Regions from separate parts of the Homo sapiens genome. Here region 1 is linked to region 2. A link is a contact called in ENCODE Hi-C or POLR2A ChIA-PET data. All regions are on one chromosome and are shown on one strand. Each heading gives the region's core, a stretch centred on a gene start or an enhancer-like site at or near the end of the contact. The rest is flanking DNA. Distances are from core to core; before and after follow the strand shown.

The links. A loop is a pair of places that touch in the nucleus more often than their neighbours do. ChIA-PET counts read pairs that join two places held with the same protein, here RNA polymerase II (POLR2A). Pooled maps may share reads with other maps.
Region 1: a map of CD4-positive, alpha-beta memory T cell shows a loop between it and region 2 (13-fold over the local background). The contact joins two enhancer-like sites. A Hi-C loop is called at or near these places in 33 of 168 maps with a recorded cell type or tissue (A673, CD4-positive, alpha-beta T cell, CD4-positive, alpha-beta memory T cell and 22 more), 27 of 37 single-sample maps with no recorded cell type and 36 of 50 pooled maps. POLR2A ChIA-PET finds 5 or more read pairs at or near these places in 5 of 52 experiments (A549, BJ, CD4-positive, alpha-beta T cell and 2 more).

What each region holds. Positions count from the first base shown.
Region 1 is chr11:12,278,007-12,284,098 of GRCh38, forward strand. It overlaps a transcript of MICAL2 not described here. Among named protein-coding and RNA genes, the nearest start is that of PARVA, 97 kb to the right of the region's middle. Within about 2 kb of position 2,970, at least 3 of the 41 ENCODE cell types and tissues checked have a DNase peak (open chromatin) inside an H3K27ac peak, as active enhancers do.
Region 2 is chr11:12,232,446-12,239,480 of GRCh38, forward strand. MICAL2 (microtubule associated monooxygenase, calponin and LIM domain containing 2) reads left to right here. Exons shown (of 28, transcript NM_001282663.2): 16 at 3,732-3,800; 17 at 6,991-7,035. Among named protein-coding and RNA genes, the nearest start is that of MIR6124, 72 kb to the left of the region's middle. Within about 2 kb of position 3,591, at least 17 of the 41 ENCODE cell types and tissues checked have a DNase peak (open chromatin) inside an H3K27ac peak, as active enhancers do.

The DNA.
Region 1 (6,092 bases), core at 1,720-4,219, 45 kb after region 2:
ATATAAAAAATGGTTCACCTATATAGGGCACTTACTATAAATGGAGCTCACAGGACTGGAAGTTGCTCTGGGTGAGTGAGTGGGTGAGTGGTGTGTGAGTGTGAAGGCCTAGGACATCGCTGTACACTACTGTAGACTTTATCACACTGTGCACTTAGGCTACCCTACATTTATTTGAAAAATATTTTTCTTTCTTCAATAATAAATTGGCTTACTGTAACTTTGTTACTTTCTAAACTTCTTTATTGTAGTAACACAGCTTAAAACACACACACACATTGAATAGCTGGAAAAATATTTTCTTTCTTTATACCCTTATTCTATAAGCTTTTTTATTCTTTACTTCTTAACTGACTGGCAGCACTGTAGGTTTTAAACCAGCATCACTGCAAACACGTGAGTGACACCTTTCCCTACGATGTTAACAAGGGCTGCGGCGTAAATAGGTGATAGGAATTTTCCCGCTCCATTATAATTTTATGGGACCACCATCAAATATGGGTTATATTGCTGACTAAAACATCATTATGAAAGACATGACTGTAATTCAAAGAATTTTTAAGTAGAAGAGTAACATCTCATTTACAGTTTTCACAGATCAGCAGGCCTCGCTTTGGGGAATGGATGAAGCAGGCGTGTGTGAGGATAAAGGCAGGAAGAGCAGGTGGAAGCCTGCAGCTCGGGGTCAGGATGGGAGCAGTGGAGATGGATTTGTTAATGGACTGAATGAGAGGGAAAGAGAATTTCAGAGTGACTCTCAGAATTTTTCCAGAGTGACTGAATGGCTGGTATGGTCATTTCTAAAGTTATCTTGAGGTGGGGAAGATTTCAGAGAAGGTGCACGTTAGTGGAGAAAGTCAAGAGTTCTGTTTTGGGCACGTTGGGTTTGAGATGCCGGTGTCTTTGTGGATGTCAGGTAAGTGGTTGAATATGTAAGTGTTCTGGGAGGCAGGGCTGGAGATGGTGATTTTAGAGGCTATTAAAGCCCAGGGCTCTGATGGGTTGTTTCCACAGTAAGAATATCTTCCTGTAGACAAAGAAGAGCTGGGCTCAGAAGAGAGCTCTGGGGCATTTGAACATTCAGTAGGCAAGTGGAGAAGGAGCTAGCAAAACCCACTGGGGAGCAAAGGAACCAGGAGATGGCACGTGGTGGAAGCCAAGAGAAGAAAGTGTCTCAAGAGGGAGGGTTTGGTTCTCTGCATCAGAGGCTGCTGGAGAGCCCAGTCGGATATGTATAGAGAAATGACCTTTGGACTTTCCAACGGGAGGCTCATTGTTAACTTGGACAAAGTGGCCTCGGTGGAGTGAACGAGTAGATGTGGGGAGAACATGAGGGGAAAGCAGGGACTGCAGTTGTAGACAACTGGCTCGTCAAGTCTTGGTCATGCAGACTCTGGAATGGGGCTTGGGAACATAGGCTTGAGCATCCCACAGGTGATTCATTCTGATGCCCAGAGAAGGGAAATGACCTGCCCTGGATCACACAGCCTTCAGAGTCTTCTAAGCCTCCACGTAGGCAGGCCTGTTTCCATAATAACAGGCAGAAACCCAACTCAAACTAGCTTCGGTAACAAAGGCAAATGCATCGGCTCGTCTGACTGGGAAGTCCAAGGGTGGTCCTCATTCAGGCAGGGCAGGAGCCAGAGTCTCAAACAGCCCCTCTCCCTTCCTGCCTCTCTCTCTGCTGCTTTTACAGCCATTGGCAGAGAGGCTGTCTCCACACATGGAACTCGGCTACTGAGGGTCTCAGACCGTATCCATAAATTCATGTCCTCAGGTCAGGATGCCAAGGCAGGCCTCCAGCTGCTACTCCCACATCACATACTTCCCTCTGGGAACAATCAGTGAACAGGACTGGGGCACCATGACCAGCCAGGCTTGGGCACTCTGATGGATAGGGGGTCTGCCATAGACACAGGTGGACGAGTGGCAGTGACCTTGTGGAAGGAACCCTGCTGGATTTCCATGTACAGAGAGTGTGTGGATATATATAGTTTCACTAACACATCACTGCTTGAGCAGTTTTGTACTTTCCCATCCTGGAACTGCGTGTGCTTGGGCTGCCCCTCTGTCTAGGACACCCTGCCTCCACTTCTTTGCCACTTGAATTCCAGTTATTTAAGGCCCATGTTAAATACCACCCACCCCTCACCCCCACCCAGGTAGAATTTTCCATTCCCTCATCCATTCCATGGGGAAGAGAGCAGTATTTAAATGCCTGAAGTTTCGGGACCAAGTCCCTAATGATGAGCTTATCTGACCAGAGAGACCTTAGGAGTCATGCTCCGGGGCAGGTGCAGGTGAGCAGAGCAGGCTTTATTCAAACAGCTCCTCATGCATTGCTGGGCCCCTTCTGCTCTGAGCCAAGCCTGTATTGTTCTGCTCTGGCTGCCATAACAAAGCACCACAGACTGGGTGGCTGAAACAACAGAAACGTATTTTCTCACTGATTTGGAGGCTGGAAGTCTGAGATCAAGGTGTGGGCAGGGTTGGTTCCTACTGGGGGATTGGAGGGAAGGATCTGTTCCAGGCCTCCCTCTTTAGCTTGTAGATGGCATCTTCCTGTTTGCATAGTGTTTTCCTTCTGTGCCTGTGTGTGTCCACATTTCCTCTTCTTAGAAAGATATCAGGTGCATGGGACAAGGGCCCAGCCTAACAACCTCATTTTACCTTAATGACCTCCTTAAAGGCCTTATCTCTAGATGCAGTCATATCTGAAGGTACTTGGGGTTAGGACTTCAGCATATGAGTTTTCAGGAATACAATTCAACCCATAACAAAGTCCGAAGCTGGGCTCTGGGCACACAGGACTAAGCCCAGGCCCCCCAGGTGCGCTGGAGCAGTCCTGGGCAGGACGCAGTGTGGGTGTGTTGGGGCATGGGTTCCAGGCCCCCTGACTCACCCACCCACTCCTTCCTCCTTCCAGCTCTGACACAGAGTCTGACTATGGTGGCAGCGAGGGCTCCCACACAGAACCCTGTGAAGAGAAACCCTGGCGGCCAGGATCCCCGCATCTACCGCACACGTCCCTAGGGGAGGCCCTGAGCAGGGCAGTCTCTCCACAGTGCCCTGAGGAGCCCAGAGCTGTGCACGGTAAGCAGAGAGCCCACCAGGCTTGATTCTGGGAAGTGGGGAGGGAACAGAGACCCCCACAGCTGAATTTCCCTCTTGGAGGACCAGGTGACAGGAAGCCTCGCCCTCAGGCTTCAAGGCGGTGGGGCTAGGACCTTTGGGGAGTGGGACGCAAGTGGCAGTGAAGGGACTTGAACCAGGCCTGGCTTCCCTCTCCATGAGAAGCTTTGGAATCCCAGTGGGGAAGACATCACGGGGACTGGCTGGCTGTGGTTGGTCACAGGCTGGCAGGGATCAGGGGCCCGCAGGTCTCTCTTGCCTGGAGTGATCGCTCTCCTGCCTCCTGTATGGGCACCTCCTTAGGGGCCCCTCCAGCATCCCATAGCCCCTGAGGGAAGGGAGCTGGGTCCAGCTGCTGTTGGACAACATGCAGCCCTGGATGGCATCATCTCCCTGGGACCACCTGCACAGCACCGGGGCCATTACCAGTGTTTGGGGCTTGTGGGATGCACCCAAACTTCTACACAACAATTAATACACTTTTACTGCATACCTGTAATGGGCCAGGACTTTTCCCATACGTGTGGTCATCCCAGGATGACCCTGTGGGGTAACTAGTGCGAAGCCTGTTTCACAGGTGAGCAAACAGGCTGAGTGGTCTCCCGAAGTCTCAGCCAGTGCTGGTGCCACCCTCCAGCCACCACTGCCCAAGCTCTGGCTTACTAAGAGGTAGCTGTCTTTAGCAGCCCAGCTTGTGTTTAATACAAAGTTGACCTGGAACTGAGTGTTTTGATTCAGTCAACAATTTGGGACCAAATCGTCTGATTTATGGGTAACTTCTGGACGAGCCTGGGAAGAAACAGTCTAACCTGACGGAAACTTGCTGCCCAATGGCCCCACAGCCTTAGTTGCCCTGGGAGAGCTGGAGCTCAACTTGTCCTGCATCGCCACCTGGTGGTCATGAGCAGAATTGCCACCTGGTCCGTGAAATGTTTTCAGGAGTGATGGTTTCCCAGGAAGACGAGGGCTGGGGCGGAAAGAACTCATATAGATATTTTTAAATCCTGGAATTGTTGAATTTACTCTAGAAATGTTGAATTTTACCCTCATTTTTTAAAAAAGTGACACTTTTTAAAAAGGACAGATTATCATCCAAACACATTTGTTAAGTACCATTTGTGGGGCTGTGCAGAAAGGCTCAGCACTGGCACTGAACTGAGTACTCTCCTGTGCCCAGCTGGGTCCAGCCCCACCTCTGGTTACTGCGTGGCCTTGGTGTACCCTTCCATCCCCCTGGGCTCCAGCTCCCCATTTCCAGATATGAAGTTGGCCTGCCTTTCATCCCTTCCCTCCATTTCCCCTCCAATTGCCAGACGGTTTTAGGCAACTTACAAGAAAAACATAAAACAAAATTGTACATTTATAAATATGAAAGATCAAGCCTCAAAATCAGGTCTAACAAAACCAGTTTAGGAGGGATAGACCCCAGAGAGGCAGACCATAATCCTAAACAGTTGCTCTAATTGAATCATAAGTTTGATTCTGAGTTTTCTAGCTTCCAGCATTTAAAAGGAAACACAGAACATCGTTACTCTCATTGTTTATGAGGAAAACATATATTGGTTTGCAGCAGGTCTCTGAGTAGGCACAACTTCTCCTAATGCTTAACTCTGTAGTTTCTGGCTCATACCAAATAGATGATATTGAGAAATGTGTTCGATCATGTCTTAACAGTTCCTCAGAAAATGCAGCCTTAGTATTCTCGAGGCTGTTTCTTACAGCAACCCTTGCTGGAAGGTGAGGGCATGACAAAAAAACATGACTCAGTGATAGCAGTTTTCTTAGCGGGATGGGGTTGTGTTGGGAGACTAGTTGGGTTGGGTAGTGAAGCCAAAGCATTTTGTTTCTGACAGTCCAGTTTAACGCCAGAATAAAATACAGAGTAGGTAAGTGGGTAGAATGCGTGACTCTCAAACAATTCTTTGTCGAGTTAGTCTTCATCAGTCATTGTTTTATCATTGCTAGGTGGACCACATTGTACAGTTAAGCTCTCTGGCACAGGTCTAAGTGCTGTGCTTTGTGCTGCTGGTTATGGTAACCCCATCACTTTACCAAATAATGCAGGGTTGACCCTTTGTGTGGGTTTTATGGAGCTTCATTAACCACAATTCTCACCTGGATAAATGCCTCCAAGGTAGACCAAGGGAATGCCAGACAAGACCAGGATATTGCTTTGAAAAGACTCCTGGTTGCAGTGTGGAGTTTAAAAAAAAAAAAAAAAAAAGACTCTACGTTGGTCCAGCCATGCTCATAGAAGCATTATTCACATTAGCCAAAAGGGGGAAACAAATCAAATGTTCAACAGACAAATGGATAAACAAAACGCAGTATATCCATACAGCAAAATGTTATTCAGACTTTAAAAAGAAGGGACTCTGACATGTGCTACAACTTAGATGAACCTGCAAAGCATGCTGCTAAGGGAAATAAGCCAGTCATAAAAGGACATACATCAGTTTGGGATGAGGGCAGAGTTCTGGAGATGGGTGGTGGTGAGGTGGTGATGGCTGCACAGCAGGGTAAGTGTACTTAATGTCACTGAAATCTAGACTTAAAAATGTATAAGTAACAATTTTTATATTATGTATATTATTTTCCACAATTTTTAAAAAGACTTCGGGGACTACCTTGGCACATGAAGAAACTTATTACATCCTCAAAGTTCACAGAGCGTGCCCAAGAGGATGGCCTGAAATACAGCTCACACCCTATGTTATGGAGGCTGCAGAAAGCCCCCTAAAACATCAGGGTCAGGGATTCGTGATAATCTTGTTTAAAAGGCAGATTCCCAGGTTCTCACCATCAGAAATTCAGATTGAGTGGGTCTGGAGTGGTGCCAAGTGTGTGCATTCTGTGTAAGCATCCCCAGGGGCTTTGACACAGTGGACCATGTTCTACACTTTGGGAGTTTCAGAAATGCAGCTTTGTGGAAGGCCTTCCTAGATGAATTCATTGTGAAA
Region 2 (7,035 bases), core at 2,341-4,840:
AAGCACGGTGTCTCATGCCTGTAATCCAGCACTTTGGGAGGCTGAGGTGGGCAGATTGCTTGAGGCCAGGAGTTCAAGACCAGCCTGGCCAACAAAGTGAAACCCTGTCTCTACTAAAAATACAAAAATTAGCCTGCGTGGTGGTGCACACCAGTAGTCCCAGCTTCTTGGGAGGCTGAGGCATGAGAATCACTTTAACCTGGGAGGCAGAGGTTGCAGTGAGCCAAGATCACACCACTGCACTCCAGCCTGGGCAACACAACAAGACCCTGTCCCCAAAAAGAGAATAAATAAAATAAATTATGTTACTAACACTAGCCTCACTAATAGTGTCTAATACTTGTACAGTAGTGCCCTCCTTATCTGCAGTTTTGCTTTCTAGGGTTTCAGTGACCTGTGTTCACCCATGGTCCAAAAATATTAAAAGGAAAATTCCAGAAACAATTCAGTTTTAGATTGCACACCATTCTGAGTAGCATGATGAAATCTCACAGCATCCCACTCCATCCTGCCTGGAATGTGAATCATCCCTTTGTCCAGCATATCCATGGTGTATTTGCTACCCACCCATTAGTCACCTTAGCTGTCTCAGTTACCAGATCAAAAAAACAGCATATCTAGGGTTTGGCAGTATCCATGGTTTCTGGATTCCACTGGGGGCCTTGGAATGTATCTGCCATGGATGAGGGGAGACTACTGTCTAGCACGTTATAGTTTAAGAAGTGTTTTACATCTGTGATTTCATTACTCTCACAACAGCTTATGAACTAAACAATATAAGATCCCTTCTTATAGTTAAGGAAACTGAAGTCAAAGTAGTTGGATGGTTTTCCTGAGATCACACAGCTGGGAAATAATTAGTACCAATGCTCAAATCCATGATTCCTTGAAGAAAGAGCTCTCTTGCTATCACTGGCCGTCTTCCTGACTATCATAGCTGCTGCCCAAATCAACAAAACCATAGCCTGCAATGGTCAACCTCTCTTCCTATGACCCATATCTAAATTATTCCTGGGCTAGGCTATACCAGCTAACTAAATATAAAGTTTGTTTGCTTTGAGCTAAAATCACATTAACTCGGGCAGTATGGGAACATGGTTATCTTGTGCTGATCAAATAAATGTTCAGATTGGCAGATATCTACGTCTTTGATTTTTTTTAATAGGAAAACCAATTAGTTTAATAAATGCCTTTTGGTATATAGACTCTTTCAAATCATTGGGAAATCATGATAAGAAAGTATTCTTAGGGCGGAAGAGCTGGAAACATTAATGGGAAAAGAACATAAGTTATTTATTCTCATGTTCTCTTTGGGCACAGTAAGTATTTTCTTTCTTCTTGTACTTTGAATTCTTTGTAGAGTGAAACAGGGTCCAAGGAAAAGGGAGTACTGAAGCAATTTTGGTTCACAAATATAGATATACAGATAAGAAAAAAGTAGATAAATCTCTAGGTTTGAGTGTTCTTAACCTTTTTGTCTTAGCCTAGCTCTTAGTTGAGAATCAGTGCTTCAATGTTAAATTCATAAGGAAGAGTAGAAACCATTTGGGTATATGTGTTGCTAACCTTTCCATAGACTGCATTTGGTTGTCCCATGGGTCAGGGTGGGTCAGAGGGGCTGAGGTTGTCCCCGTCCATGTCCTTTATTCCCCCTGAAGGATTTGGAGTCTTCTTAGGAGCTGCTGGTGGGCACGGCCTCCCCAGGAATGCCCTTCATAAGCCCATGGCTAATATGGCTGTCTTCAATCTATATAGGCTCCCGTGGAACAGTCCCACCCTGGGCTTGTTGAGTACAAAAGAGAGTAAAATGTTTTGCCCTTTGGAGGAAAAGCCAAATCCTCATTTAAGGTAGAAACCAAAAAAAAAAAACAACAGAAAACCCTAAGATTATGCATGAAGCATTCTTGTTGGGTAGGACATTCTGTACTTTCACAGGCCCCAGGTTTGGGCTGGCAAGAGTAGCATTCCCAGGCTGTGGAGCTGGGGGTCCAGACAGCCTGTTCCTCTAAGACCCAACATTGTTGCAAATAAGATCATCTGTTTCTCTTGGTGTTTGCCCAAGCTTTTGGCTTAAAATCTTTTCCATTCACAGAATAATGATTTATCAGAAGCTGAGGAAAACGTTCAAGAGAAGGCAGGGCCCTTTGATGTGTTGTTTTGTGCTGCCTGGGGCAAATTTTTGAACAAATATCAATGGACTAAACTGTGGTTGATCTTGTCTTTAAAAACAAACAAAAAAATCTGGTGCTGGTAAATATGGGGAGAGGGCAGGGGATGATGAAGAGGACAAGAGATGAGGATGCAGATGCTTTCCGTTGGAGGGAGGGGATGCGTACTGGGTTGTGTGTTGGGGCACCCGTAGCTAGGGTTGTTGTTTCAGACAACCAGGAGGTAAAAGAATCCTCCTGTGATCGGGTAGGTTAGGATTTACGGGGCTGATTGGGCTGTATGCCTGGGTTTGAGGTGAGCAGGTGGCCTGCAGCACTTCCCCCTGCATCCAAAATGGTAGAAAGGCTAGGATTTAATATGGGCCTGCGATGGAAGCCCCCTCTGAGAGGGTAGATGGCTCCCTGCAGAAGCGATCTATGGTCAATGGGACATGGCTCCCTGGTTCTGACAGAACTAGCCATTTGGAGAAGGCTCCCGTGGCTGAAGACTGGTAGCAGAGAGGTCTTACCCCAGAAAAGGATGGGGGAGCCTAGGTGGACCCTAGCCCAGCGACAAGGGTAGGCTTACCCATGGGGTACGGAGGAGGTACTAAATTCAGTCTTTCCCACTCCAGCCATAGCATCAGCTCGGCCTCCAGAGTTCTGCTCATTCCCTGAGGAGACAAGCCTGACAGCCGAGTGCCCTTTGGGAGCCCTTGCAGGGTGATGCAATGGGCTTGGGTAGAGCAGGGCTTTCTGGATTTCAATGCCCAGATGCAGGCAGCAGAGAGTGGGCTGTGAGGCGTTCTCAGTAGGGCAACCATGTCATGTATCATCTAAACCAGGAGACTTCTGAGAGTGAAGGGGGCACTGTTAACAATCAGGCTGGGGGTAAAAAGCGGTAAATCAGAACTACCCTCCACCTCCAACAAACTAGGCTGTATGGTCACGCTAGTCATCAGGCTATAGTTAATGCTTATTTGAAGTTAATAAAATATTGTTTACTAGGATCTGTGATGGTGAGTGAATTGCAGACTTGATTTGCCATCAAATCCCTAGGCAGCTCATTTGAGCCCTGAGAGTCCATGTGAGGTGAACCCGGTCACCTTCTTGTAGGAGAGAGGCTCCCTGGGTGCAGAGAGACCCCAGCTGGTCTCCATGAGGCAGCACACTGAAAGCATCAGCAGACCTGGCTGTGGCCTTGGGCAAACCATTAAACTGCTCTGAGCCCAAGGCCACTTTGCAATGGAGATCATCCCTGCCCTGCCTATGTCACCGGGATTCTTTTTGCTTTGATGTTTCATGAAGATCTTTTGGGGTGTAATTCCAGCCCCTTCTGACGAAGCCTTGGCTCCCTAGGTGGAGTGAGGTTCTCTCCGCTGTGCCTGAACAAAACCCTGTGACAGCATTTGTCACAGTGCGGAGTCATTTACTACCACTCCTGCCTGTAGGCTGACAGCTGTTTGTGGGCAGGGACACATCCTCAGCGCCAGCTCAAAGCCAGCCCTATGCCCTCAGGGATCTTAGTGGGACTGAAGCCCTTGGTGGCCCCCAGAGCTCACCCTGCTTTCTTGGCCATTGCAGGTGGATGGTCAAACCGGAGAGAATGACATGAACAAACGGAGACGGAAGGGCTTCACCAACCTGGACGAGGTTTGTGTACACAGTGTGGCTTTAAACAGAGGCTCGTTTCCTGACAACCAGTGGCCACAGGCAGCCTCACTGTGGTAGCAGCCTGGCCCTGTTCCTTCCCTCTCTCATGAACCACTGGGTTCCAAGCTTGGCGTGATGGAAAAACAGTTGGGGTTTTGGATCACGCTTCACTACTTACTAGCTGTGTAACCTTGAGAAACACAACCTCCCAGGATGTGGTTCATGTCTGTAACGTGCAATGATACACTTGAAATACATGAAACTTGGCAGGACTTTTAAAGATGAATAAGATGAACATGGTATCTGACACATGTTAATCAATATACAACCACTGTTAACAGTAAATAGTAAAGAGGCATCAGCACTCCCACTTTTCTCCCAATCATCGTTTGTATCCATTTGTGTTTCCTTTGCTTTTAGCCTTTAAGGCATATGTCGTGGTCTCCACAAGTGCCACCTTCTGGTGAAAGAAGAAAATTACAGGTTACTTTGTCAAAGGAGAGCCTGAATCTCTTGCCTGCTTCTGAAAAATTGATCAAGGGGAAAGAGTGTCAGTTCTTGCTTCCCTGGGCAGCTTTTAAAAGAGACCTGAGATATACACGTCATTCAAAAAAAGCCATTCCAACTCCACAAGCATGCATATTGTCAGCGAAGTGTGGGATGCCAGCTTTTGCCAGCCTACTGGCTGACCTCAAAATGATGACTTAGAGGCATGAGGGACGGTCTGTATAATACATTGATATCTGATTGATAGGAGGTAGAAGGGACTTTTTCTACTGTTTATGGTCGAAGAGTTTTTATTGCTGTATAGTTGCATGACATGGTTGTTCGTGTCTGACTTGCTGCCCCTCACAACAGTGAGCTTTATAATAAATAGAGTCATGAGGTTCACCTTGGGGAAAGCAGCAGCCAGCCATTCAACCCATTATCTGTGATGGTCAAAGGGAAGCGCTGACAAAGAAAAACGAGTTCAGTTCACATCTTAAAATATGAACAAACCCATTCTACCCAATGAGTTCAAAACACCCTGGGTTGAACATTTTCCTAGAGCTTCTTGAAGGTGCACTTCAGGAAGCACTGTTTCTTCTCCACCACTTGGCTGTGGTGTAAGCAAGAAGCCAGCAAATAGAGACACAGAGAGGAAGCGGAGACTGCACAAGGCTACAGACACATTCCATTTCCCAGATTACGGGTGTCAGCTCTCTAGCTTCAGGGCCTGGGATTTGCTCCTGCCTATTCCCAAGAAGCTTCCCTTGGGTACACTTTGTCTCAGGTGGAAGTCTTTTCCTATGTTTCACCCATGGCTTATTTATTTAAGGGTATGTGAGTGTTGTTTCTGTTATTGGCAACCTAGGAGTTGGAGTGGGAAGAAATCTGGTTTGTGTCTACCCTTTCTGAGACAGCCCTGGACAGTCTCCTGGGGCAACGGTTTTGCTTTAAGTCAGTTTTAACAAAGCAATATTCTTTCTAAATTCTTGCTACTCAAAATGTAATCCAAGATCCAGGAGCAGCAGCAGCAGCTGGGTGCTTGTTAGAAGTACAGGCTTTCAGGGCCCACCCCAGACCTACAGAAAGCAAATCTGCTTTTGAGGATTGATTTCCTGGTGATTCGTGGACCCGTTAATGTCTGAAAGTGCTGGCCTGTATGGCCCACCGTCCTGGCTAACTTTGGTCTTGTACAAATAGTGATCACCCAAGTAAGCACAGCCTCTTCTCACTCAAGCCTGTGCTGTTGTGCACAGTTACATTTCACTTTGAAGGAGGGTATGCCTCTTCGGTTTGTGTTCGTCCAACACTCAGAGTGGCTCTACATACAAGGTTCCCCATAGGGCTGCCACACCTAGGGATCTTTTTAAAAAAAAATTAACTATAGCTTGCCTTTTCCAGTGAATTTCTTCTAAATGAACACATCTTTGTTGTCGTGAGAATGTCTGTTCCTGTGAGGGACATTCCTGGTGTCCTTGGGAAAACTTACTGCCCACTTGCTGTGGCAGCACCATTTATACTCCTGAGGCCTGTGGGAGGAGATCCCGTAGTAAGGGGGAACAGACGTTCTTAGTAAACAGTGGTCATTTTCAATTTTTCACTGTTAGCAGATGAGCTAGAGAAATCTTATATGGAACTCCGTTTTATAAAATAGCATAACCGAATGATCAAGGTCTACATCACCACTTATAAGTCACGTTGATATCATGCAGCCCGCTGTACTGGAATGAGAAGAGCATTTCACCTCGGTGGTGTCCTTCCCCAAAGTCTAATCATGAGACAACATCAGACCAACCCAGATTGAGGGGCTTTCTATTAAACAGCTGCTCAGTACCCTACAAAAAGTGTCATTCTGTAACAGAAACTGTTACAGTTTGTAGGAAACCAAGGAGACAGGGTGATGAAATGCAGTGTGGGATCCTGGGACAGAAAAAAGATATTAGTGGAAAAACTGATGCAATCCGAATAAAGTGTATAATTTAGTTAATAGTATTGTGCCAGTGTTAATTTCTCAATCTTGATGACAGGAGCAATTATTCCAGATTTAACACTGTGGGCAGCTGGGTGAAGGGTATGCAGGGACAGTCTGTGCTATCTTTGCAACTTTTGTGTAAATCTAAAATTGTTTCTAAATTAAAATTTTTCTTTAAAAAGATAGCAAAAATAGAGCAGGGCTGGTTAAAGCTGGGGGTAGGTACAGAGGAGAAAGGAGAAAGATCTCCAGAGCCCAGGCCTTGCCTGAGTGACCCCACCCGTGCTTCCTTCATTGGCCCCCAACCCCTGCTCTTCTCCTCTTCTCAGCCAGATGATGTATTTTTGAAAACCATTTTGTTCAACACTTCATGATTATACTTGGTTTTTGCAGTAATCATGTGAAGTAGATTACTGTTCTCATTTTATACATGAAAAAATGTCAGAGAAGTAAAGTAAATCGCCAACATCACAGGGATAAGAAATGAGAGTCGGGATTCAAACCCCAACCACCTGGCTCCCAAGCCTAGCTGTGCCCATCCTTTGGAAAGACGCATCCCTCCTGTGAGCATTGCCTCTGCGGGGGTGGCCCTGCTGCCTCTGCCTCCCTTCCTCAGACCATGGAGGGAGCCCTTCTGCGGGAAGCTAGTCCCACGTCCTGAGTCCCCAAGTCTGCTTTCTGATATCCAGATTCCAGGATCCAACCATCAGTGTCCCGTTTCAACCTTTGCAGCCTTCAAACTTTTCCAGCCGTAGCTTGGGCTCCAATCAAGAGTGT